Linked DNA regions of Homo sapiens: all the other regions are linked to region 1. The links are chromatin contacts, found by Hi-C or POLR2A ChIA-PET in ENCODE. All regions are on one chromosome and are shown on one strand. Each heading gives the region's core, a stretch centred on a gene start or an enhancer-like site at or near the end of the contact. The rest is flanking DNA. Distances are from core to core; before and after follow the strand shown.

What was found. A loop is a pair of places that touch in the nucleus more often than their neighbours do. ChIA-PET counts read pairs that join two places held with the same protein, here RNA polymerase II (POLR2A). Pooled maps may share reads with other maps.
Region 2: a pooled map shows a loop between it and region 1 (11-fold over the local background). The contact joins the promoter of SLFN11 here to the promoter of LIG3 in region 1. A Hi-C loop is called at or near these places in 1 of 37 single-sample maps with no recorded cell type and 8 of 50 pooled maps. POLR2A ChIA-PET finds 5 or more read pairs at or near these places in 1 of 52 experiments (activated naive CD4-positive, alpha-beta T cell).
Region 3: a map with no recorded cell type shows a loop between it and region 1 (5-fold over the local background). The contact joins the enhancer-like site here to the promoter of LIG3 in region 1. A Hi-C loop is called at or near these places in 1 of 37 single-sample maps with no recorded cell type and 2 of 50 pooled maps. POLR2A ChIA-PET finds 5 or more read pairs at or near these places in 1 of 52 experiments (OCI-LY7).
Region 4: a map of B cell shows a loop between it and region 1 (10-fold over the local background). The contact joins the promoter of SLFN5 here to the promoter of LIG3 in region 1. A Hi-C loop is called at or near these places in 10 of 168 maps with a recorded cell type or tissue (B cell, HCT116, IMR-90 and 7 more), 16 of 37 single-sample maps with no recorded cell type and 23 of 50 pooled maps. POLR2A ChIA-PET finds 5 or more read pairs at or near these places in 2 of 52 experiments (activated CD4-positive, alpha-beta T cell and activated T-cell).

What each region holds. Positions count from the first base shown.
Region 1 is chr17:34,977,994-34,984,853 of GRCh38, forward strand. It overlaps LIG3 (DNA ligase 3), which reads left to right and starts at 2,519. Exons shown (of 20, transcript NM_013975.4): 1 at 2,519-2,629; 2 at 5,009-5,559. The coding sequence starts at 5,013. RefSeq lists a silencer at 2,544-2,973.
Region 2 is chr17:35,369,583-35,376,442 of GRCh38, forward strand. It overlaps SLFN11 (schlafen family member 11), which reads right to left and starts at 4,039. Exons shown (of 7, transcript NM_001376007.1): 1 at 3,892-4,039. LOC105371933 (a long non-coding RNA gene) reads left to right here and starts at 3,515. Exons shown (of 2, transcript NR_171638.1): 1 at 3,515-3,645; 2 at 4,330-5,273. It also overlaps the pseudogene UFM1P2. RefSeq lists enhancers at 4,007-4,056, 4,147-4,196, 4,867-4,966.
Region 3 is chr17:35,337,465-35,344,324 of GRCh38, forward strand. It overlaps the pseudogene LOC101060119. Among named protein-coding and RNA genes, the nearest start is that of SLFN11, 33 kb to the right of the region's middle. Within about 2 kb of position 4,312, at least 3 of the 41 ENCODE cell types and tissues checked have a DNase peak (open chromatin) inside an H3K27ac peak, as active enhancers do.
Region 4 is chr17:35,237,462-35,244,321 of GRCh38, forward strand. SLFN5 (schlafen family member 5) reads left to right here and starts at 5,611. Exons shown (of 5, transcript NM_144975.4): 1 at 5,611-5,682. LOC105371932 reads right to left here and starts at 6,690. Exons shown (of 4, transcript XM_047437262.1): 1 at 6,650-6,690; 2 at 5,461-5,758; 3 at 5,165-5,364; 4 at 2,582-4,509. The coding sequence starts at 6,690. The coding sequence ends at 4,062. RefSeq lists enhancers at 5,363-5,422, 5,943-6,052, 6,026-6,654.

The sequences.
Region 1 (6,860 bases), core at 1,269-3,768:
ATTTTTATTTCTTATAAATATGTTGCCTAGGCTGGTTTTGAACTCCTTCTGCCTCAGCCTCCCAAAGTGCTAGGATTAGAGATGTGAGCCACTGTGCCCAGCCAATATTTTTGCTTTATATCCTTATTCTATAAGCTTTTTCCTATTAAAAAAAATTCCTTTTACTTTTAAAACTTTTTTGTTAACAAGACAGAAACACACACATTAGCCTAGTAAGCCTACAGAGGGTCAGGATCATCAATATCACCATCCTCCACCTCTACATCTTGTCCTACTGGAAGGCCTTCAGGGGCAATGTCACACGTGGAGCTGTCATCTCCTCTGATAACAATGCCTTCTTCTGGAATACCTCCTAAAGGACCTACCTGATGCTGTTTTACAGTTAGCTTTTTTTTTTTCAATAAGTAGTAGTATACTCTAAAATAACAATAAGGCTGGGCATAGTGTTTCATGCCTGTCATCTCAGCACTTTGGGAGGCCGAGGCAGGCGGATCACTTGAGGTCAAGAGTTTGAGACCAGCCTGGCCAACATCGTGAAACCCCGTCTCTACTAAAAATACAAAAATTAGCCAGGCGTGGTGGCGGGTGCCTGTAATTCCAGCTACTCAGGAGGCTGAGGGAGGAGAATTGCTTGAACCTAGGAGGCAGAGGTTGCAGTGAGCCAAAATCCTGCCACTGCACTCCAGCCTGGGCGACAAGAACAAAACTCTGTCGCAAAAAAAAAAAAAAAAAATTATTAGCCCATTGTGGTGGCAAGGGCCTGTAATCCCAGCTACTTGGGAGGCTGAGGCAGGAGAATCACTTGAACCTGGGAGGCAGAGGTTGCAGTGAGCCAAGATCGTGGCACTGCACTCCAGCCTGGGCGACACAGCGAGACTCTGTCTCAAAAATAACTAAATTAATTAATTTAATTTAATGACAATAAAAGGTATAGTATACTAAATATATAAACCAGCAACATCGTCCTTTATTATCATTATAAAGTTTTATATACTGTACATAATAGTGTGTGCTATGCTTTTATACAACTGGCAATGGAGTAGGTTCGTTTCCACCAGCATCTCCACAAACACATGAGTAATGTGCTGTCACTATATGATAGGGATTTTTCAGCTCCATTATAATCTTATGGGACCACCCTCATATATTTGGTCCATTGTTGGCCTAAATGTCATTATGTGGTACATATTATTAATGAGATATTTTACTTTTTTTAGTATGAATTTTTTGGTGTGTATTTTCTTCACTTATAGCACATCTCAATTCCATGCAACATTCAAGTGCTCAATAGTCACGTGTGGCTAGTGATTACAGCATTGGAAAAAGACAGATACGGTTGAGGAAACTTAAAAAAATGTAGCAAATGTAGTTGTAGAGACGTGCTCAAGATCACTCAATTATCATAGCTAGGACGTGAGTCTCCAGCGACCTTCCAATTGCCTGGTTGAACCAAAGCCCTGGTTCATTCTGCTGCGCATTAAAAGCAGGCTTTACTCCCCTCCAAACAGTAGAATCGCAGTTAAACTTAGTCAAACAAACTTAATGTATCCAATACAAAACTCATCTTTCTAACCCTAACACCTCCTCTTCCTCTCTATTTTCTATTTCAGTTGATGGTACCATTATGTTTCTGCTCACTCAAATTATTATTATTTTATCCATAAACGAGCACTTTATCTAGAAGATCATTTAAATTCTAAATGATCTTCAAAAACGCACTTTACTCTCCACCCTAACTAGCTGAATCATCTCCCACATGGGTCACTATGAGAGCCTTCTGATTTGTTCCCTTGCCTCAGTCTCTCCCCACCCAGCTTCAGCAGTATTCCCTAAGACTCTTCATGGCTCTCCGTCCTCTACAGAGTAAAGACGACACTCTTCATCACACAGCACAGAATTCTCTCGGGAACCTGTTCTTTGCTTACCTAACAAGGCCCAGTTGTTTGCTCTTCCTAGACTCTGAAGAGGTCACTTACCCTCAGGCTGCTACATTTGTAAAAATCGCCATCCCAACTCTCAAAGAGCTGGCTTCAGATTTGAGATAATACACTTTGAATGATATACAATCAAGGAGTTTCTCCTCCATCACTCCTTTACATTTTATATCTATCTGCTGTTTAGTGCCTCGTCTCAATTCCATGAAAGCTACTGAATACAAACTATTTACTAGGGAGTCTGCGGGACACAAACAGAGGGATTATATTTAAAAAATAGATTGACGCGATCTTTGCCTTCCCCGACCTCATTACAATATAGTTTCTCCACCAATATCTTTAAAAACAGATCCTCTCTAACAGTATGAGAAAATCAAGGGGAGCCTCGGAAGTTCAGGCCAGGCTGCGTTCCGAGGAGCCGCCACGTCCCCCCACCTCCGCTTCCCGGGCCGCGATTGCAGGTTGAAAACTACTCCCAAACATCACAGGGCAGGCAGAATGCAACTACGACCCACGTGGCAGACGGGGGCGGGGACCGGTCGCGTGGCCGCGGCCTTGGCTCTTGCGCCTGCGCGCTGCCTCCCGCTCTAGGACCCGGATTTAAAGAGACAGGCGCTCCAACCGTCGTGGGCTGCCCGCGGCCTGTAATGAGCAAGTTCCGAGGCCTACGGTGAGCGCCGGAGCCGGAGAGGCAGGTGAGGGGCTACGCGGCGCGGCACGGCGCGGCGGGGCCCGGCGTGGGGAAGGCAGCGGGCCCGGGGCGAGGAGCTCGGCGCGGCCGGGGAGCCAGCCCCCCGGCTCCTCCCCCGCCCGCCTGCGGAGCCCCGGGGCACACCCTCCGTGACGTGGCGGCCCTCCCGGGAGCCCAGGGGGAGGCTCGCGGCTCCCCGGGACCCCCACGGGGCCGCGTGAGGCGGGGAGGCCGGCGCCCGGGCTGTGTTCCCTGTGGAACCCACGGGGCCTTCTCGTACCCTGGCCCGGCGTGCGTCCTCCTGCGCTGAACCGGGAGCGCTCGGGTGGGACTCAGGGAGCCTTGATCACTTCCCGCCTGCGTCCCGGACCCGGTGGAGGAGCGCTCCTTTCTGCCTCGCCGGGGGTCGCGGCCTACGCCGCCGACCCCACTGTCCCCGCCACTCTCCGACAGCGGCGCGGGAAGCCCTTCGAGAAAAGCGGCGGCGGCCAGGCCTCAGCGATTTCCTTCTCGGGCCCCTGGGCTGCGGCAGTTGTGAGGGTGCGGAACGAGGGACAGACGGGTTTCCTCAAAGCTGCATTGTGCCTCCTCGTGGCCCAGCGCCTCCCGAGCCTCCCTCAAGTCCACTCCTTTCATTATTGGGGCCCTAGAGGTTGCTCTGTAAATTGATCTTCTAGGAAAAGTGTTGAAACTCACTTGTTCTGACCTCCTTTTATGGGTCTGCCGTACTTCCACTTACCTCACCTCTGTGGTTCTTAAACTTTGGGAGTTATATAGCCCTTTGTGAATATCACGAAAGTGATAGACCTCCTCCAAAAAACCGTGCATTTTTATCGAATGTACATTTTGTATACATTTTTAGAGAGCTCAGAACAGCCTCCCTCCCCCACAACCAGCGCATTCATGGATTCCTTGTAATTTTCCCAACTACCCTGTGAGGTAGGTATTATTTACCCTGCTTTAGAAATAAGAAAACAGATGCAGATAAATTAAGAGTTTTCTCCGAGGTAACAGTCAGTAAACTGTACAGTCAGACTTGCACTCCCATCCCTTATTCCAGGTCCACCAGCTTTCCTTCACATCATGTTGCACTACAGTAAGCAAAGCCTGCTTTTTATTATAACGTGACAGCAATTTTGCTTCACAGCGTGTGCAGACTGAACATAATTCCAGTATACTTAAAACTAGGACTATAAAATGCTTTAGAAAACATGAATATAAGAAGATGCTGATATAATCTTTTTCCATTTGGATTGATTTATGAGTTCCTGTGAGTCTTGCTGCCCAGTGACTTCAGCATTCTCTGATTCAAGTTGCTGAATGATAAACAGGTTAATTGCACATCGGAAGCCTCTTCTTGAAAGATAACGACGTCACCGATCATAATAGGAGCTGACGTTAATGAGAGCTCTTGCTGTGTGCCCAACTGTTTTAAGGGTTTTACTCTTAGAACAGCTCTTTAAGTTAGGCCCCATAATTAGCCACATTTTACAGATAAGGAAGCTCAGGAACAGAGGTAAGAAACCCATCAAGGTTATACAGCTGGTAAGTGGCTGAGTTAGGATTTGAACTCAGGCAGTCTGATTCCAGGCTCTGCTTAGTTGTCTCTCAATATAGGGATTCTAACTCAATTCCAAATCTATATAGTGGCTTGATTTCTGAGGATGGCATATGTGTTAAACTTCACAATAAAAACTTCATGAACATAATGTAATTTTTACTGGTGATTAAAACGAAACTTCAGGGCCAGGCACGGTGGCTCATGTCTGTAATCCCAGCACTTTGGGAGGCCGAGGCGGGCGAATCACCTGAGGTCGGGAGTTGGAGACTAGCCTGACCAACAAGAAGAAACCCCGTCTCCATTAAAAATACAAAAAAGTTAGCCGGGCGTGGTGGCGCATGCCTGTAATCCCAGCTACTAGGGAGGCTGAGGCAGGAGAATCGCTTGAACCCGAGAGGAGGAGGTTGCGGTGAGCCAAGATCGCGCCAATGTACTCCAGCCTGGGCAATTAAAGTGAAACTCCGCCTCAAAAAAAAAAAAAAAGAAAGTTCAGGATCTTGTAATACTTAAAGGTCATCATCCATTATGAGTATCATATGTTGCTGATGGCCTAAAAAGAGCTTTTATGTTATTTGGATTTTCTTCATTGTGATGTACTAGATGTACATGTGTGCATTAGATAATTGAACATCCTGCTGCGAGCTGGCTTTTCCTGTATCAGAACTCTTTCATGCTGTAGAGTAGACTATGAATGTAATACTTTGGAAAGTGTTTGATTAGTCATCATGGACTATATAAGACGCTGGCCTTTGGAAAATTGGAAGCCTATCTCCTTGTTTATATCTTTTTTTTTTTTTTTTGGCCTCCTACTCTTTCGTACAGCTATATGTCTTTGGCTTTCAAGATCTTCTTTCCACAAACCCTCCGTGCACTCAGCCGAAAAGAACTGTGCCTATTCCGAAAACATCACTGGCGTGATGTAAGACAATTCAGCCAGTGGTCAGAAACAGATCTGCTTCATGGACATCCCCTCTTCCTGAGAAGAAAGCCTGTTCTATCATTCCAGGGAAGCCATCTAAGATCACGTGCCACCTACCTTGTTTTCTTGCCAGGGTTGCATGTGGGACTCTGCAGTGGCCCCTGTGAGATGGCTGAGCAACGGTTCTGTGTGGACTATGCCAAGCGTGGCACAGCTGGCTGCAAAAAATGCAAGGAAAAGATTGTGAAGGGCGTATGCCGAATTGGCAAAGTGGTGCCCAATCCCTTCTCAGAGTCTGGGGGTGATATGAAAGAGTGGTACCACATTAAATGCATGTTTGAGAAACTAGAGCGGGCCCGGGCCACCACAAAAAAAATCGAGGACCTCACAGAGCTGGAAGGCTGGGAAGAGCTGGAAGATAATGAGAAGGAACAGATAACCCAGCACATTGCAGGTAAGGTAGAGAACACTGCTTTCTCATCTTACTGGTGCTGAGAGAAAAAGGGATAAGGAGTTCAACTGCTTTCTTTCTCTTTTTTTTAACTTTGCTCTTTTAGAGATGGGGTCTCACTCTGTTGCCTAGGCCAGTGTTTAATGTTGCATTCGTAGCTCACTGCAGCTTTGCACTGCTGGACTCAGGTCATCCTGACTCAGCCTCCCAAGTAGTTGGGATTACAGGCGCATGCCACCATGCCCAGCCTTTAACGTTTTATTTGGAAATAATTTTAAACTCACTGAAGTGTTGGAAGATTAAAAATAGTACAAAGAACATTCATATTCCTTTTACCCATATTTACCTATTAACATTTTACTCTATTTGCTTTATCATATTTGTTCATGTGCTGTCTCTCTCTACATACATACACACGTGTGCGTGCACTCACTTTAAACCATTTGAGAATAAGTTGCATACATCATGGCCCTTTAAAATTCTTCAGTGTATATACCTTAAGAATAGGATATATGACCCTTATGCGACTATAATATAGCTATCATCTTCAGAAAATTTGTCCTTGATGTAATACTTAAATCTACCATCTGTATACTATTTTGTCAATGGATTGAGTCATACCTTCAGTAGCCTTTTCCTGCAGTATAGGATCCCAGTCTAGGATCATATCAGGTGTTGCATTTAGTTGTCATGTTTCTTTGGCCTCCTTTAATCTGAAATATTTCCATAGTCTCTCTTTTATGACATTGATATTTTGGAAGAATAGAGTACTGATTACTATCCTCTTTTACTTTTTTTCTTGTAGCATATAATTCATTACTGTACTTAACTAATTTGATACTTAATTGTCCCATATTTGGCCAATTAGGAACCCCTTTACACTGTCCTCTGTGTCCTGTATACCTTCATTAACTTTTTTTAATGTACTTCTTTACTCTTGAGCATAGCAAGATGCTTTTAGTCTTATCCCGTATGTATCCTTCCCCAGCCCTGAAATTGGTAATTTCTCTGGGGATTCCTGTTAGTGGGAAATGCCCCTGTTAAAGAGTAAAACCTGGATACTATGTGTCCACATTGTCATGGGGTATCTGTTTCTTCTTTTTTTTTTTTTTGAGAGTCTCACTCTGACCCAGGCTGGAGTGTAGTGGCACTATCCTGTTAGTGGGAAATGGTATTAAAGAGTAAAACCCGGATACTATGTGAACACATTGTCATGGGGTATCTGTTTCTTCTTTTTTTTTTTTTTGAGACAGAGTCTCACTCTGTGACCCAGGCTGGAGTGCAGTGGCACTGTCTTAGCTCAC
Region 2 (6,860 bases), core at 2,789-5,288, 390 kb after region 1:
TTGATTGTTTGAAAAGATAAACAAAATTGACAAACCTTTACCAGGCTACCTGAGAAAAAAAGGAGAATACCCAAATAAATGAAATCAGAGATGAAAAAGGAGACAATACAACTGATACTGCAGAAATTCAAAGGATCATTAGTGGCTACTATGAGCAACTGTATGCCAATAAATTGGAAAATCTAGAGGAAATAAATTCTTAGACACATACAACCTACCAAGATTGAACCATGAAGAAACCCAAAACCCGCACAAACCAATAAGAAGTAATGAGAACAAAGCCATAATAAAAAGTCTCCAGCAAAGAAAAGTCTGGGACCCGATGGCTTCACCACTGAATTCTACCAAACAGTTAAAGAAGAACTAATATCAATCTTACCCAAACTATTCAAAAATTAGAGAAGGAGGGAATACTTACAAACTCATTCTATAAGGCCAGTATTACTGATACCAAAACCAAAGACACATCAAAGAAAAAAAATTATGGACCAGTATCTCAGCAAAATACTAGCAAACTTAATTCAACAATACATTAAAAAGATCATTTATCATGACTAAGTGCTATTTATTTCAGGGATGCAAGGATGGTTCAACGTATGCAAATCAGTCAATGTGATACATCATATCAACAGAATGAAGGACAAATGCCATATGATCATTTCAACTGATGCTGAGAAAGCACTTAATAAAACTCATTATCCCTTCATGGAAAACTCCTCAAAAAACTGGGTATAGAAGGAACATACCACAACATAATAAAATCCATGTATGACAGACCTACAGCTAGTAGCATACTGAGTAGGGAAACACTGAAAGCCTTTCCTCTAAGATCTGGAACACTATAAGGATCCTCACTTTCACCATTGTTATTCAACATAGAAATCCTAGCTAGAGCAATTAGACAAGAGAAAGAAATAAAGGGCATCTAAATTGGAAAGGAAGAAGTCAAATTGTCCTTGTTTGCAGGTGATATGATCTTACATTTGAAAAAAACCTAAAGACTATACCAGATAACTATTAGAACTGATAAACAAATTCAGTAAAGTTGCAGGATACAAAATAAACATACAAAAATCAGTAGCATCTCTATATACCAATAGTGAACAATCTGAAAAAGATATAAAGTAATCCCACTTACAATAGCCACAAATAAAATTAAATACCTAGGAATTAACCAAATAAATGAAAGATCTCTACAATAAAAACTATAAAATCATGATGAAAGAAATTGAAGAGCCAAAATATGGAAAGGGGAAATATACCCATGTTCATGGATTGGAAGAATCAATATTGTTAAAATATCCATACTTCCCAAAGCAATCTACAGATTCACTGCAATCTCTATTAAAATATCAATGACATTCTTCACAGAAATAGAAAAAACAATCCTAAAATTTATATAGAACCACAAAAGACCTATAATAGCCAAAGTTATCGGAAGCAAAAAGAACAAAACTGGAGGAATCACATTACCTGACCTCAAATTATACTACAGAGCTACAGGAACCAAAATAGCATGATACTGACATTAAAAACAGACACATAGACCAATGGAACAGAATAGAGAACCCAGACACAAATACACACACCTAAAGTGAACTCATTTTTCACAAAGATGCCAAGAACATACACTAGGGAAAAGACATTCTCTTCAATAAATGGCACTGGGAAAACTGGATATCTATCCGCAGAACAATGAAACTAGACTCCTAACTCTTGTCACATATAAAAATCAAACGAAAATGGGTTAAAGACTCAAATCTAAGACTTCACACTGTGAAACTACTACAAGTAAACATTGGGTAAGATCTCCAGGACATTGATCTGAGCAAAAATTCATTGAGCAATACCCCACAAGCACAGGCAACTAAAGCAAAAATGGACAAATGGGATCACATCAAGTTAAAAAGCTTCTGCACAGCAAAGAACGCAATCAACAAAGTGAAAAGACAACCCACAAAATGGGAGGAAATATTTGCAAATTAACCATCCAACAAGGGAGTAATAACCAGAACATATCAGGAGCTCCAACAACTCTATAGGGAAAAAAATCTAATAATCCTATTGAAAAATGGGCAAAAGATTTGAATAGTCATTTCTCAAAAGAAGACAAATGGCAAATAGGCATGTGAAAAGGTGCTCAACATCACTGATCATCAGAAAAATGCAAATCCAAACTACAATGAGATACCATCTCATCCAAGTTAAAATGGCTTTTATCCAAAAGACGGGCAATAACAAACGCTGGCAAGGATGTGAAGAAAAGGGAACCCTCAAACAGTGTTGGTGGGAATGTAAATTAGTACAACTATTATGGAGAACAGTTTGGAAGTTCCTCAGAAAACTAAAAATAAAGCTACCACACAATTCAGCAATTCTACTCCTAAGTATTGACCCAAAAGAAAGGAAATCAGTATATCCAAGAGACATCTGCACTCCTATGTTTCCTGCAGCACTGTTTAAAATAGCTAAGATTTGGAAGCACTCTAAGCGTCCATCAGCAGATGAATGGATAAAGAAAATGATGTGCATATACACAATGGAGTACTATTCAGCCATAGAAAAGAATGAGATCCAATCACTTGCAACAACACGAATGGAACTTGAAATCATTACGTTAAATGAAATAAGCCAGGCAGAGAAAGACAAACATCACATGTTCTCACTTATTTGTGGCATCTAAAAATCAAAACAATTGTATTCTAAGAGCAGAAGGATGACTACCTGAGGAAGGGTGGTAGGAGGGAAGGGGTGAGGTGGGGAGAGTTAATGGGTACAAAAAAATTAGAATGAATAAGACCTACTATTTGATAACACAACAGTTATTATAGTCAATGATAACAATTGTACGTTTTTAAATAACTTAAAGAATGTAACTGGATTGTTTGCAACTCAAAGGGTAAATGCTTGAGGGGATGAATACCCCATTCTCCATGGTGTGCTTATTTCACATTGCATGTCTGTATCAAAACATCTCATGTACCCCATAAATATACACATCCACTATGTACCTACAAAAATAAAATAAAATAAAATAAAAACTAATGAGCATAATTGGATTGTTGGTAACACAAAGGATAAATGCTTGAGGCGATGGATACCCCCATTTACCGTGATGTGATTATTAAACATTACATGCCTGTCTTAAAATATCTCATGTAACCCATAAACATATACATCTACTATGTACCCACAGAAATTAAAAATTAATTTAAAAAAAAAGAAAAGAAAGGGAAATGGGCTGCGACAGATGTGCCCTCTTGGAAAACTAAAACTTAGAGCTCTTTGTCCTTCTGGGGTAGCACGTGTATTCTACAGATCTTGTCCAGAGGGAGACATTTTTCTCATTTCTCCCCCCTCTAGATTATAAATCTCCCCGCAGGGCAATGGCAATTCTAATTCTGCCTTTTAGTTTCTATATTAAGGAAAATAGTTTAGAGTGGTTGGTCGGTCACATAGACAGCTGTAGAACTAGTTTCTCAAGTTTAAAATACCAATAACTCTGAAACCTGAGATCTGCAGCCCTGGGAGCCACCAAGGTGCACTCAGTGGCCTTCTAGGCTTCGGTTCCTGCTCCGCGCCCCGCAGAAACCGCGGCTGGCTGGCCAGGGGCTCTTCCAACTTCCAGCGGGAGCAGGTGCACAGGTCAGGCCCGCCCCGCCCCTAATGCCTTCTACCCCCATTACCCACCCCCGCCCCGCCCGCCAGTCCTCCATAGTCCGCTTTTTAGGGAACCTGCTGAGCAAACTAGCTGGGCCCCCGGACAGGGGAGAAAAGCACAGATACCCCCACTCCACTCCACCCCCAGCCCCTCCGCACCCCTCCAGCCCCTCCCCACACCCCACACCCTGGCTGGGGTGGGGTGGGAAGGGTGCTGCTCCCTTCTCGAACCTGGCACTCGAGTTACAGCCCGACGCGGATTCGGCTGGGCTAGACCCTGAAGCACGGGTAGAAACGCAACTCCGGAGTCCCAGGCTGGGGGCAAGGACCCTCTCTGACCTCTCAAGCTCCAGCGCTTCCGAAGCCCCCTTAGCGTTTCCCTGGAGGCGCCCAGGTCGAGTCCTTATATACTAGCGGGTTGGCGCCATCCCACGCACATCCCACGCAGGAGATGCAAGAGCCAATGGGCGGGTCTGCTAAGCCCGCGAACTCTGCCGCGTTAAATTGCCTAGAAGCTCCCACCCTTCTGACTGTTGCCACGTAGTTCTTAGTTTCCGGGAATTTGGGGATTTTTTCCTCCCCCTTCTTCCCACCCTTCCTCCGTCTCCTCGCTCCCTCCATCCATCTCTCCCTCCCTATCATCTATCTATTCATCTATCTGGATTACAGCAAAACAAAGAATAAAGATTATGAAGAAAGAGAAGAACTTCCCAGGCCCAAGCAGCTGTCGGCTCCTGCGCTCCCAACGGGGTGGCCGTTTCCTTCCTCGCACCCTCTTCTCTCCCGGTGCCTGCGGTCCCACCTTCCAGATACCCCTCGGAGAGTCCAGCTGAGCTCTCGCCAGAGCTTTCCCCTTCCAACCCGCTCGACTTGCCCAGATCCCAAGCTGGGCTTCTCTCTCCATCGCCCCAGAAAGTGGGTCTTGGAGACCGAGGCAAGAATTTGGGCCTCCGCTTCTGTTCCAGACCCCGGACCCCTTGCCAAAATGCGGCAGATGTGCAGATTGGGCCGCGCTTGGTTCCTGGCTGGGTTTATGGAGCCTGCGGCTGAGGCAGGCTCCGCAGACCCCGAGCCAGAGTGGGATTTAACGGCGGCCGGTGCGCTGTGCTTGGTCAACCCCGGTAACCGTCACGCTGCTAGTGATATGAAAAAAACCTGCCAGCGTTCTGCTTTTCTGCCCCGCTGCAGTCTTTAGCACCCGCCAGGATTCTGTCCGAGTGTTTGGATTTTGTAATCCTCCTGTCTTTGGCCAACTCCCCATCCTTGGCGGAGCGCTCGCCCTTGGCCGGGCTCCGTGCTGCCAGCCTTGCGGAACCCTAGGCCCGGGCGGCTCTGTCGGAGGCCCACTTCTCACTGATGCGGAGTGGCCCGAGGGTGGGAGCAGCGGTTAATGCCGCACTGATTAATACAGGCTCCAGTGAAAGCGAAAGTAAGAAAATAAAACGGATTTCATTATACATATACAATGTGTGTATGGATACATGTACATACATATTACACTTATGTGTATGTTACGCACGTTTGTTAAAATGAGGTCATAATGTTCATGCTGTTTCATAACCCACTTTCTTTCAATGACCACCTTTTCATTTCAGTAAATCTTCGTATTCTCATGTTGCAGCTTCTCCATTTTTCTTTAACATGTTTACAGAGAGTCTGTGCAAACCTGTACCAAATCCAGAACCATGCATCTATAACGTGCTAAAAGATTGTCAACCTAGAATCCTATAACAACCACAAAAAAGGCCTACCTAAATGGAGGCAAAGTAATGACTTCAGACAAAAAAAAAAAAAAAGGAAATCTGAAAATCTGAGGGAATTTGTCACCAGCCGATCTTTCTTATGAAAAAATATTAAAGGAAGTTCTTTAGCTGGAAGGAAAATGATACCTGAATGAAACTCAGATCTACAAAAAAGAATGAAGAGCACAGAAGATAGTAAATATGCAGATAAATATAAAAAATCTCTTTTTTACTGTTAAAATTATTCTTTTTTTACAATATAACAAAATGTATTTTCATTGGATATTAATTATGAACCCACAATGCATGTAAACTAAATACAATACTTCAAATCATTCTGCACAAAGAAATTACAGATCACATTTATTTAATAACAAAATGTCTAATTGTTTAATAAAATGTTTTTAGGAACTTACAATATAATTTTCAAAAACAAAGAATAAAAATATTAAATATATCACTTTATGGCAGAGGACAACATAAATTTATTTCTGCAACACAGCAGGCAAACTTTTGTGCTAGAAACAGTGGAGAAAAAATTTAAAGCAAAAAGTCAGGAAATGGATGTTCACAAATTTCTGGTTAACTGAGGCTCAATAGTTATTGTAAGAAACGGGCGTTTGAACATCAGATTTTAAAATAAAATATTTTAAATATTTTTATTTTATAATATTTTAAAGATTTTATTTATAAGATTTTAAAATTTTAAAATATTTTTATTTTATAAAAATAAAAACTTCCTCAAACACCAGAGTTTTTCACCTCAGCAAATGTCTTTTCCTTTGATAATTCATAATCCTGCTGTTCATTTGTCACATATATGAATATCTGGTAACTTCATAAACAACTACCAATGGCACACTTCAAATGCTGAGTCTGTTGAATTTTCTTATATCTTTTTCCCCAATGAACCTAGAGCCTATAACAGAGAAGATACTGAAACATGCTAAGATAATAATTGGTCTTAGAGAGACTTCACAGCAAGTATTTAATGAAAGCCACTACATTTCCAGCTCTAAAAAGAGCCAGACAGACACAATCCCTGCTTCCAGAGTTCACCGTTCAGACAGAATACAGCAGGGCAAGCACTGATTCTGAATCATTATGAGCTTTGATTTCATCTTTCAAGATTTACATAGATACTGATTTCTTCTGGAAGGGCACATAAAATCTTCCCTTACACACATCATTCTTTGGATTCTCATAAGGGGTATTTTGAAGTCTGTATGTTGACAAGGCCAGTAGATACTTAGTTTTCTCTAATTGCCTTCTACTACTTAAGACTATGTCAAGTATTTTGTTTTCCCTTTCAGTTCTCCCCAACCTCTACCTTCTGCAGTGTTGTCTATCCAGTTGGCTTTTCTGTAACACTTTGCTACACTTTTCTGTTCCCCTTCACTGTTTTCCTCCGTTGCTTTCCTCCTTAACAGAAGCCTGGTCATCTAGGTTTCCCCATCT
Region 3 (6,860 bases), core at 3,062-5,561, 360 kb after region 1:
CAGATATGGAGAGGGCACTCAGCAAACAGCCTGCAAATGTCAGCTCCTTTGAAGTCTGCCTCAGCTGCAGAGCCACCTTGCCTGGGGTCACAATCCCTTCCCAGAAAGTTCACAACTGGCCCCTGAGCAAGGCTACATTCCTCCTCATGTGGGGATCCAGGCTGACAGAAGGTCCCTGTCTGAGACATTGTCAGTCTTGAGGCAGAAAGAAACAAGTGTATGGAGGATCTAAATGGTGGCTCTGAAAGCTCTTGTTCAGGGTAGCACACATCATTTCTACTCACATTTATATTTGGCCAAAACAAAGCACATGGCCCAGCTTGATTACAATGGAGTAGCAAGTGTAATCCTAAGAGTGTAAGAAAATGTTTTGGAAAGGAATACAGTCAGCCAGGCATGGTGGCCTCTGCCTATAGTCCCAGCTACTCAGAAGACTGAGTCAGGAGGATTGCTTGAGCCCAAGAGTTTAAGTCCAGCCTGGGCAACATGTCTCTTAAGAAAAAAAAAACCTATCAAAAATATTTGCTCACAAATATTCACTTTTATTCCTTTTATATACCTTTCCTTCCTTAGAGAAATAACAAAAATTCCATTCCAATGCAATGCCCCATCATAGACAAAATCCAGATCATGTGATGGTCTTTATATCAGGCCTGGGTATGACTCCTTTGGAGATATTTGAATTAAAAATACAAGTTATCACACATACACACACATTATACAACAGTGAAATAAATAGTAACAGAATAACATTTAATAATCCTCTCATTTGATAGGCCAGGAGTGATGGCTTATGCCTATAATCTCAGCACTTTGGGAGGCCAAGGCAGATGGATCCCTTGAGTATGGGAGGTTGAGACCAGCCTGGGCAACATGGTGAAACCTCATCTCTAAAAAAAAATTACAAAAAGTATCAGGCATGGTTGTGTATGCCTGTGATCGCAGCTACTCAGGAAGCTGAGGTGGGATGGCTATTGCACAATGGCAATCCAGCCTGGGCGACAGAGTGAGACCCTGTCTCAAAAAAAAAAAAATCACCTCTCATTTGGGAAGGGGAAGAATGGGAGGCACAGAATAGTCCCTGGTCCCTAGAAATTTTGAAATGCTGTTGGGCAGACACTCTGAGGCACTGTTACCCAGGGGTGGGGACTATTCCCTGTGGTTCTGATTCTAGTCAGTGGTTGCCCATGGTGTTTTCCTCCATTTCACTCTAGCCTTACTGAGGTATGATTGACAAATAAAATTGTATATATTCACAGTGTACAACATGATGTTTTGATACATTTATACATTGTGGAATGATTAAACTCAGCTAATTAATGTATCTGTCACCTCACATAGGTATGTTTTGTGATAAGAACAATTGAGTTCTACTCTCTTGGGAATTTTTAAATATACAATACATTGTTATTCCTTGTAGTTGCCATGCTGTACAATAGATCTCCAGAACTTATTCATTTTGTCTAACTGAAACTTTTTACCATTTGACCAACATTTCCCCATGTTCCGACCTCTGCCCACCATCCAGCCCCTGGCATTCTTTCTTTGCTTCTATGAATTCGACTTTTTTAGATTCCACATATAAGTGGAATCATGTAGTAGTTGTCCTTCTGTGGCTGGCTTATTTCACTTAGCATAATGTCCTCCAGGTTCATCCACCTTGTTGCAGATGACAGAATTTTCTTCTTTTCTAAGTCTGAATAGTATTCCCGTGTGTGTGTGTGTGTGTGTGTGTGTGTGTGTCTTACTTTCTTTAATCACACATGCATCAATGGACAGTTTTGGTTAATTCCATATCTTGGCAATTATTAATAATACTACAACAAACATGAGATTGTAGATACTTCATTGATCTACTGATTTCATATCTTTCAGACATATACCCAGAAATAGGATTGCTGCATCATATGATAGCTATGTTTATTTTTAATTTTTTTTAGAAATTAGATTTCACTCTGTTGCCCAGGCTAGAGTGCAGTGGTGGCATCCTAGATCACTGCAGCCTCAACCTCGTGAGCCCAAGTGATCCTCCCGCCTCAGCCTACAGAGCAGCTGGGAACACAGGCTCATGCCACCATGCCCAGGTAATTTTTAAAAATGTTTTGTAGAGATAAGGTCTTGTTGTGTTGCCCAGGCTGGTCTCAGATTCCTGGCTTCAAGTGGTCTCCCTGCCTTAGCTTCCGAAAGTGCTGGGATTACAGGTGTGAATCACTTAGCCTGGCATATTTTTAATTTTTTGAGGAACTGCCATATTGTTTTCTCTAATGGCTGCACTAATTTAAGTTCCCACCAACAGTGTGCAGATACTCCCTTTTCTCCACATCCTTGCCAACACTTATCTTTTGTCTTTTTAGTAATAGCTGCATGAGTATGAGATGAGATGATACCTCTTTGTACTTTTAATTAATATTTCCTTCATTATTAGTAATATTGAACACTTTTTCATATACCTATTGGCCATTGAAATGTCTTCTTTTGAGAAATGTCTACTCAGATACTTTGCTCATTTTTAAATTAAATTATTTGTTTCCTTGCTATTGAATTGTTTGAGTTCTTTTTATATTTTAGATACTAACCCCTTATTAGATGTATGGTTTGCAAATATTTTCTCTCCTTCTGTAGGTTGTCTCCATTCCTTTGATAATTTCCTTTGCTGTGCAAAAGCTTTTTGTTTTATGTCATTCATTTGTCTTTTTTTGCTTTTGTTGCCTGTACTTTTGGGGTCATATTCCAAACATTCATTGCCAAGACCAACATCAATAAATCACCCTTTGGGTTTTCTGCCAGTGGTTTTATAGTTTCAGCTTTTACATGTAAGTCCTTAATCAATTTCGGGTTTATTTTTATGTGGTATGAGATAAGGACCCAATTTCATTCTTCTGCATTGGATATCCAGTTTTCCCAACACTATTTATTGGAAAGAGTATCCTTTCACCATGTATGTTCAAGGTAACTTTCTCAAGGTTGCTTGGCCTATGAACGTATATATTTATCTCTGGGATCTCTATTCTGTTTCATTGGTCTATATGACTCTCTTTATGCCAGTACGATGCTGTTTTGATTACTATAGCTTTGTGCTACATTTTGAAATCAGGTAGTGTAAAGTCTCCTGCTTTGTTCTTCTTACTCAAGATTGCTTAGGCTATTTGGGATCTTTTGTGGTTCCATAGAAATTTTAAGACTGTTTTTCTATTTCTGTGGAAAATGTCCTTGGAATTTTGATAGAAATTGTAGTGAACCTGTAGTTCACTTTGGGTAGAATAAACATTTCAACAATATTAATTCTTCCAATCCATGAACATGGGATATCATTTCATTTATTAGTGTCGTCTTCAATTTCTTTCATCAATGTTTTATAATTTTTAATGTGCAGATCTTTCACTCCCTTTGTTCAACTTATTGCTAAGTATTTTTTTTGTAGCTATTGTAAATGGGATTGTTTTCTTGATTTCTTTTCTTTCCTTTTTTTTTTTGTGTTTTTTTTTTTTGTTTTGTTTTTTTGAGACAGAGTCTCATTTTGTTACCCAAGCTGGAGTGCAGTGGCTTGATCTTGACTCACTGCAACTTCCACCTCTTGGGTTCAAGTGATTCTCCCACCTCAACCTCCCGAGTAGGTGGGATTACAGGTGTCCACCACCATGCCCAGCAAATTTTTGTATTTTTAGTACAGACAGCATTTTACCATGTTGGCTAGGCTGGTCTCAAACTCCTGACCTCAAGTGATCCACCCTCCACAGCCTCCCAAAGTGCTGGGATTATAGGTGTGAGCCACCACGCCTGGCTGATTTCTATTTTGCATAGTTGTTATCGGACAGAAACACTGCTGATTTTTGCATTTCTAGTTTTGTACCTTGTAACTTTACCAAATGTGTTAATTAGTTCTAACAGTTCCTGTGGAGTTTTTAGGGTTTTCTTGTAGGGAGACCCCCTGAAACTATTGCTACAGAATAAAAGATGAAATGCTCCTGATTATTATAAATACAAAATTGCATGCAGGATTGTGTAAAGACAATGCAAGGTTGGGCTGCCTGAATGAGCCAACAGCACATGATGTGCTTCCTCCTGCAGAGAGCCTATAAACGGATGTGCAGTCAGGGAGGTTTCACATCACCAATATTCTTATCCCAGAAAAGCAGATGTTCACAGCTCTGGGAATGGAATGCGACCCTTGTGGAGAGCCTATAAATGGACGCATGAGGGGCGGCCATTCATATGTATAAAATAGGGTTTTAAATGCCCTTATCTTGCCATGGCTCTTCTAGGTCTCTTTAGGGTTAAGGCATACTCCCTTCTGAGAATTTGTGGTCTCACCGGTTGTCTAGTTTCACATCCTGTTTCCATCAATTGTTTGCAACCAGCTTTTGCTGCAACTGTTACTGCTGATTAATATCTTGCTAAACATAGGTTATGGATAGACTGTGTTTCTGTTTTAAGGCTCTGTTAAAAATCACTGACACACACACTGTATTGTAAATTCTTATCTCTGTATTCTGCACTTCTGCATACAGATGTTATGTTAAAGAATTACTTCATCCCCATGTGACCATCTCACCTCATAATCAAAGACCCTAAATCCCTCACTAACCTACCCCCACCCTCACTAAACTTAATAATAAATGCTGCTATATCCAGTGCATTCGTGGCATCACAAGACCAGAAGGCGGTGACCCCCCTGGACCCAGCTTTCACTATCTCGCATGTGTCTTTTATTTCTTGACCTGCCGATCCACCTGGGAACAAAGAAAGAGCCCCGTTGGATTGCAGGCTGCTGGTCAGATCCCACAATATTTTCCGTATATAATATCATGACATCTGCAAACACAGATAATTTTATTTTGTCCTTTCCAATTTGGGTGCCTTTTATTTCTTTTTCTTGCCTAATTGCTCTGGCTAAGAATTCAGTATCTCTTGAATAGAACCCATGGTTCCTGATTTCACTCTCAAGAGGGTGTCATTATCTTTTTCCACTTTTTTTTTTTTTTTTTTTTGAGATGGAGTCTCACTCTGTTGCCCTTCTTCCACTTTTAAAGTGGAAAGTTTCCCTTTTCTATTATTTTCTTCAACCACATTTAAAGCAGGAACTGGGGACTGTACCTTCCTTTAGAACTAACCAGCTTTCTCAACCTACTGCTTGCCCAAAGAATGTTGGAGTCCAAGGGTTGTGTTTAGTCTGAAAGCATCACAGTTTTTGCTTTCTGGATTTTAAAAATCTAGGTATGGCTCCTTGGCAATTTAACTTTCTCAAAAACTTCTTGTTGTTTTTCTAAATCTATACGGTCCCAGTTAACTCTGTGTGCTAATACAATTCAGTATTTTTGAGATGTGCTTCTCTCTTTAGATTTAATTATATTACCTTGAATTAGCAGGCTTTCATCAGAAAGCAATGCACTCAAGCTCTTTTCTCTGAGCAATTTTGTCTGAAAGGATTTATTGGCTGACATCTTAGTTGATTCAGAGGTTTCCACCATAGGTTTAATAGCTACTTATTAACTGCCTCTTTGCCAAAGACTGAGTTTGAATTTCTGTCTTTGTTACCCAAAGACATTCTCAGATTTTTTATTAGTTGAAGAAGAGAAATATTTGCAACTTCTTATTCTAAAAGTCCAAAAATGTGTAGACCATTTTCTTCCCTTCCTGCTTGCAAAGAGTTTAGTGCTTTTCCAAGCACATTTTTCCTCCCACCTTTTGTATTACCCTACCTAGTAGCGATCAAACTATATTACTAGCATCTGTTTCCTTACTTCTTCACTCAAATCCACAGGCTCATTTAATACATTATCTTCATTCTAAGTTATTAAAGGTGACTGTTTTGTCCAGTCTTTCACTGCTACAAAACAGGGGTTGACATTTTCCCAGCCTCCAATAATATTTTCTTCATTGCCCATCACTCAGCCCTGGAACCAAAGCCACAATTTAAATTATTTTGTTATGCAGCATCCCACTCTAAGCACCAATTTCTGTACAAATCAGAACTAGCCAGATTTTGCTGTGGTAACAAATTATCCCCAAAGTTTCCATGACTGTTTAAAAATAACAAATGTTAATTTCTTTCTTAAACTATATGTCTGTTGTGGATCCCATTTGGCTCTACTCTTCATTGTTTTCATTCCAGGACCCAGACAAAGCAGCCAAATCTGGGTCATTGCCTATCTTATACCAGAAGGGAAAAAGAACATGGCAGAAACACTCAATGACTCTTAAGAGTTCTTCTTGGAAGTAACACACGTTATGCCTGCTTATACTTCATTGATCATAACAAGTCACATTGCCAAGCCTGAGACCAATGGGGCACAGAATATGATCTACTTCTGGGTAGGGATATCAACCTTATCAAACAATATTTCAATTTATCACACCATCTTTTGCTCCAAGATGACTGTACCAGATTCTGGCATCTTGTCAACATTTCAGCCAGCAGAAAAGAATTCACACTCTTTTCACGAGCACAATATGAAAATTATACACATTACCTTCCAATATTCCATTGGCCAGGCCTTGGGAACAAGCCATATCTATCTGCTTTGGAGCATGGGAAATACAGTTTGTGGTTTTTTGTTTTGGGGTATTTTTTTGTGTGTCTATCTTCCCCACTACCCCCAAAACCATACAGTTCTTACCTGGGCATCCCTATAGTGGGTTTTTTGTTTTGTTCTGTTTTTCTTTTTAATGTGGTCCAATAATTGTGTCTTACTTGGAATTTAGTCTCAACACTATTGAATAAATAACAAAAATCCAGTCTCCACTATAGGCTCTGCACAGCTGCCAATGCTAACGTGGAAGATGGCAAGGAGCCCTGTGCCTTGTCCTCTCACTCTGGGAGCACAGGCTGCAAGTTGGAAGGGCAACAAAAATGTTCTCTC
Region 4 (6,860 bases), core at 4,361-6,860, 260 kb after region 1:
TCTTATTGGCTGCCTGTCTATTTTGCCTCTAAGGACATCATTCTCCATTAACCATCTCCACAACTCCCTGTGGCTCTAGTCCCGGTGGCTGTCTGACTAACCATGCCAGTTACTGTGGTAATTGTGACCTCCTAGCTTCTATTATTTGAGGGCTCCCATCATGCATTCCCATGGGTGTTAATGAGCCCAGCTTTGAGACTGCCTCACCTACCATCCTCTTTGGCATGCAGTGGACAGCCATCACTGGACTTCTTTGATGCAGGTGCCCCTCTCACCAGTGCTTTCTGGCAGTCTTGGTGAGTGGCGTGTAATCTGGGACATGTCATAGAACAAAATCCTCTAGCTGCATTACTTCTGGTCTTACCTAATATATCCATTCCTTCATGCTCATTTCCCTCAAACTCTTTATTTCTTCCTCTACCATATGTCAGGGGAATTTGGGCATTTCCATGTTGCTGAGAGTTGGGAGTCAATGAAAGATGAGAGAGCTGTCAGACAATGATGCAAGTCTGATCCTGTGTGGAGGAGAGGGGAAAAAGATTGGGTGGAAGTATGCCAGATATTTACTCAAAGTCAAGCAAAAGTTGGCCATTAGAGGCATCCTTTGTCTCCTAGGAGAAGGCCTGCCCTGCTGTCCTTGCCATACTCAGTCATCAGCTGGGAGCAGCCCATGGAAGCATGGCCTTCACACAAATGTGCAATGGATTTCAAAGTGAGGCAGCTGGGGTGCTTTGTGAATTAAGCTCCAAGTTGAGGTCTTTGAAGTGCATTCTCACAATTGCCAGAGTGTCCTTTACAGCAAAAAGAATTTTTTTTCTAGTCCGAGCTACAGCCTAGGATTACATGGTGACTTTGTCTTGTCTTTTTAATGTTCTTCAATCTAGAACAGTCTTTCCATTTGGGTTTGGGTTTAACGTTTTCTTTTCTTTTTACTTTGAGACAGGGTCTTGCTATATTGCCCAGGCTGGTCTTGAACTCCTGGCCTCAAGCAATCCTCCTGCCTCAAACTCCCAAGTAGCTTGGACTACAGGTGGGCACCATTGAACCCTCTAATGTTTCCTTATAGTTACTTTCTATTGTGCTGTTTTGTTTTGTTTTATTGGGTCAGGAATACATAAGAAATAAAAATTGTTCTTTTAGTGGCATGCAATTTAATTTGTCCTGTTACTAATGATGTTAACTTTGATCACTTGGTTGAGGTGATATATTCCAGGATTCTCTGGAAAATTAGTGTCTTTTTCCTTTGTAATAAATAGAGCATCTTGTGGGGATATGCTTTGAGACTCTGTAATTACCCTCAGTGTGCTAAAGATCTGAGGGGATATAGAGAGAAAATTCTGAGTCACACTTTCATTTCATGTAGCTGAAAAAGCAACTTAAACATTGGACTTGACTGAAATTAAGCTTGGACTTAACTGAGCTCCTTCAGGAAAAGCTTAATTACTTACTGAGACAGGAAAATCATCAGGACACTCTCGGATCTCAATGTGGGTACTGGGAGTGCCAGAGAACCAAGATTCTCCCTCCCACTCTCTCTGATGTGTGTGATTCATATGAACATTGATAAAGGATGTCTCATCCCTCCTTCAAGTAAACTTGTTCTGACAAAATTTCACCACACTTTGTCAAATGGCAAACATTGTTCCTAAGAAACATCATATACGTGTTTATGCAAATTTTGTTTTTTAAACTTTTTATCAAGAAAAGAAAAAAAGTGGAAAATATGTTTTTGCCTGAAAAGTGAATATTATAAACAAGTAGCTTGGGTTTGAAAGATAGTCTGTGGAAACACAGATAAGGCTCTATGCTAAGATGCTTGCTGCTATAATCCTCAGTCCCCTAGTAAAAGTTTCTGCAAAAAGCTTGGCCAGCCATGATGCCATTGAGCATTGACCCCCATAATCAATCTCCCTGTGACTCTCACGGAGAATGCTGAAGCAAATTTTCTGTAGTGAGGGATCTGTAGACCATGGCATGCAGCCTCCAGTCTCACTGTGCAGACTGAGGACAGTGACACAGGTCATTGACACACGGCTGACCTAGGCAGTGATTCTCCCTACACTAATACAGTGATTCTTTCTGTGAGAGACTGCCTGCCCTTAATAAGATAACATGCCCCTTTGGCCGGGCACAGTGGCTCACGCCTGTAATCCCAGCACTTTGGGAGGCCGAGGCGGGCGGAACATGAGGTCAGGAGACTGAGACCATCCTGGCTAACACAGTGAAACCCCGTCTCTACTAAAAATACAAAAAAAAAAAAAATAGCTGGGTGTGGTGGCGGGCACCTGTAGTCCCAGCTACTCAGGAGGCTGAGGCAGGAGAATGGCATGAACCTGGGAGGTAGAGCTTGCAGCGAGCCAAGATCGAGCCACTGCTCTCCAGCCTGGGTGACAAAGCGAGATTCTGCCTCAAAAAAAAAAAAAAAAAAAAGAATAACCTGCCCCTTTAACCTACCAACTCTCTTCTCCTCTTTAGTTTGTTGAAGCAAAAACAACGTAAATATTGCATTAACCAAGTGTGTGTATGAGAGAGAGAGAGAGAGGAGAGAGAGAGAAGAGAGAGAGAGAGAGAGAATGAGCAGTTATGGCTCTTGGCATTTTTTACTGGACAAGGCAAACCTAAAGATTTTACTTTTAAACTTGAATTAATGCTGAGAGTAAGTCACATCTGCCCTCACTTCCCTCCCACTCCACACAAACATGCATACCACTGGAAAGGCAACATTTTATCAAAGGCATTTGGCGTTTTTCCTCTCTTATGACCCTCTAGAAGCTTGAGAATGTGGGAGAGAAGGGCTGGAACCAGAAATGGAGAAGTAGTGCTGGAACAATAATGACCTGAAAGCCAGTGGAACTGAGGTCTCCTGCAGGAACTTTTGGGGAGGCCTGGATACTTTGGAGACCAATGGGTATGGATGGAAAGAAGAGCAGAAATGATTCAGCTCATAAAGCAGTGAAAAGGAATGATCTAAGTACATGAACAAATCTTTAAAGCAAAATGTTAAAGTGTGGGAGCAAGTTCTACAGAACACATACAATATGATACTTTTTTTTTTTTTTTTAAAGAGACAGGGTCTCACTCTATTGCCCATGCAGGGGTGCAGTGGCACAATCAGAGCTCATAGCATCCTTCAACTCCTGGGCTCAAGCCATCTTCCCACTTCAGCCTCCTGAGTAGCTGGGACTTCATAGGCAGGCACCACCACACCCAGCTAATTTAAAACAATTTTTTTGGCTGGGCGCGGGGGCTCACACCTGTAATTCCAGCACTTTGGAAAGCCGAGGCAGGCAGATCATGAGGTCAAGAGTTCGTAGACCAGCATGGCCAATATGGTGAAACCTTGTCTCTACTAAAAATACAAAAATCAGCTGGGCGTGGTGGGATGTGCCTGTAGTCCCAGCTACTTGGGAGGCCAAGGCAGGAGAATTGCTTGAACCCCGGAGGCCGACATTGCAGCAAGCCGAGATTGCGCCACTGCACTCCAGCCTGAGTGACACAGCAAGACTCCGTCTCAAACAAACAAACAAACAAACAAACAATTTTTTTTTTTTAGAGATAGGGTCTTGCTATGTTGCCCAGGCTGGTCTCAAACTCTGGGCCTCAAGCCGTCTTCCCTCTCAGCCTTCCAAAGTGCTGGAATTACAGTCGTGAGTAACTGCACCTGGCCAACATGATGCCATTTACATGCAGCTTAAACGCATATACATGTGTTGAATCAGTGTCATGTGTTGATGAGGGACATAAACACATTTACTAAAAGTATAAACAGTTGCATGGGAATTAGTAACTTTAAATTCATAAAATTGTACTGGCTATCAGGTGAGTAGGGGACAAGTGGAATGAGGGAATGAGACCAGCTGGGTACCCAAATATTGCTAATGTTATTGCTTAAGCTGTGTGGTGAATACACAGGTGTTCAATTTACTATTATTTCGCACTTTCCGTGTACTTTAGCTATTTGACAATACATTTAAAAATCGAAAACTTATCCCATAATCCCAGGCTCCAGAGGTGATAGTAGGTGGTGTTTTCCAGACCTTTCCCGCTGCCTTGATTTTCTGTTAACTGGCCACCATCCTTGTCTCCTCGCGCTGCCGGTCGCTGCAGAACCCCTGCGCGGAGGGACTGCCAGTTCCCAGGAAGGTGCAGGACAGCTGGAGCCTCTTCTTCTCTGGGCAGGGATTTAAATGTTCTTGGGTAGCCTCGCCAGAGACCTGTGCGGCCCTACAGTGACCTTCTTTCCAGCCACTTTCCCATGAGCTCAAAGCTTTGGATTCTGTCACTTGCAAAGGGTCAGGCCTGATCCCTTGCGGGTTCTTGAGAAGTGAGTAAGACTTCCAGCGCCCCGGCCCAGACTGCGACGACCCAGACTGCGACGACCCAGTCTGCGCCTGGCGCAGGCTCCATAGACGGCTTTTCTTCAGCTCTGTCCACTGAGACCTCGAGCCCTTGAGCAGAAGATGGGAGAGAGAGGGTCTTGCTGGGCGGGCTCCAGAAGTCCTCCTGGCTCTGGGCGCAGGAGTTGGAAGAGAAGAGATAGAGAAACATCTACTCACCAGAATTGTAAACTGGAAGAAGGGTAGAGGAAAGGTGCCTAGAGAGGGCAGCTGGAATCAGGATTGGGCTGAATATTTTAGGAGTCCCCAAGTGCTACTTCTATCCGCTGGGAGCACGGGTTCGAATCTGCCCCCAGGCAGCCCGCTCCTGGTTCTCTTGTCCCCCTGTGCTGCGGCGGGGCCCACTTCGGCCCTCGGGTTCCCCGCACAGGCCACACAGGGCAGCAGCGCGCGCCGTACCCACGGGCAGTTCGAGAGGGCCGCGCGTGGCGGAGCCAGGCCCTTCGCCAGCGCCCAGTACAAATTTAGTACTAGAATTAAGAGAAACACACTGAAATCTGACAGCCCCGCCTAAGACCCGGGCGTGAGGAAGTCTGCGGTGGGTGATGAATACAAAGAACAGTTTCTCTTTCCTGTCAGTAAAACGCTGTTTCCAGAGCCTGCCAGGTTTCGCCCCAGTGGCCACACCTATGCCTGGCAGGTGCTGGTCCGAGCCCCTAGCGCCAGCAAAAGAAAGGAGGCGGACGCAACATTCTCGAATTACTAGGAGAAGGAGGGAGGCTTTCCCTTCCCCCCAGTGCCCCATGTACCAACGCGTCTCGCCATACCCCTTGCCCCTCTTCCAGCAGCTGACGGAGTAATTCGAGTAGGAATCGAAAGATTTGGAGGCGCCGGGGGAGAAACCTGCGGAGCGCTCTCCGAGCCTGTGGCGTCCCAGGAAGACTCCGAGCGGGGCCAGGGAAGTTCTCTGGAGGACATGGGGTGGATACCCAGGTCTCCTTCCCTGGGTGAAATAAGAACTGAAAATCTAAAAATAAAATAAATAAAATAAAATAGAAAACACAGAGAAGCAACAAAAAAGCGCTTCCCCTCCTCAGTTCTCCCCAGTCCACCCAAGGTTTACCAAGACTGTTGTAGTTGCAAGAGTGGGCTTCCGGCTCCACGTAACGATGCGATTGGGCTGTACCTCTGTCTGTCTCCTGCGCGATGTCCCGCCCCGGGAGGTGTCACGGAACTCAGCTGATATAAGCCCGGGATCCCGCCGGGTCAGGTTCTCTGCTCTGGACTTGGGAGGCTCCGTTGCCTGCTCCCGGAGGGAGACGCGCTGCCGAGGAGAACCCAGCGGGTAATGAATCCCCCGCGCTTCTTTGCCCAGGCCTTCCCCAAACCTCCCCCCGGTCTGCGCGGGTTCTCCTATTGGGCTGTGGTGAAGACAAGGTGCGGCGACTGCAGCTCCCCAGGTCTGGGCGCTGCCGGGAGAGAGTCTTTCCCGCTGGGGAGATTTAGTTTGTTGACTCAGGAGCACCTCCAACGACAGCTAGTGGCAGAGGACCCGGGAGCTGGGAGGTTCGGAACGCGGGGCGAGCTGGGGAGGAGGGAGAGGCGCCGACCCAGCGCAGCCTACATCTTAGCAAACCAAACCTGGCAACATTTCCCCACGGTTCAGGAGCACGAAGGACTTAAGGGAAAACGACGAAATCGGGGCTCCCGAGGATGAAGTTAAATGGGTTGTGGCCTGGGGACAAATAGGGCCAATGTCCAGTCTATTACAAGAGGCTTTGTTCCAGAGGCTTGCCTATAAGCCCCTGGCTTGGAACGTCAGTCTTCAAACTGTAACAACAGGGGCAGGCTACTAGGGTAGCCCACAAAGCCCTGTATCCCCCATACAGTGACTAACTAGAGCCCTAGTTGGTCATATCCGCAGTGGCTGAGACTGCGGTGTGATTCCGTTTCCCTCTTGCATGTGTCCCGGGAGCCCGAGTTGTCGAAGCCCAAATTCAGGCTCAGGAACCTGATGTGCTGTTGATGCCAAACACTGACACACAGATGCTTGGAGACAGAGGAAGATTTATTCCATTTGGCCAAAGCGAGAAGGCAAGAGGTCAAGATCTCTCAAATCCACCCTAACAAAAAGAAGTAGTGGGGAGTTTTTATGAGACCAGGAAGTAAGGGAGGGGGAATTTCAGGGAACCTCGGGGAAAAGTCTTTCTTCGTCTCAGATTACATCTTGAACCACCAGACTTCTGGGCGTCAGCAGCTGGTCACAATGCCCTTAAAGGCATTCATTCCTTCTGCAAAATTTTTTTCTTGACTCTGAAGCTATATCCTCCTGCTTGACAAAGAAACGGTGCATCAGCAGTTTATAATTATATTGCTAGAAAAAGGAATATTGGGCAAAAAGTGGGTAGTTAACATATGCAAATAAGCAAGGGCCTCATCGGAATTTTCATGGTTTCATCACTAAAAATGTTGGGGTGCTGAAATCTTGAGGGGCTCGGTTGCACCAGAAGGGGATCCTTTGTC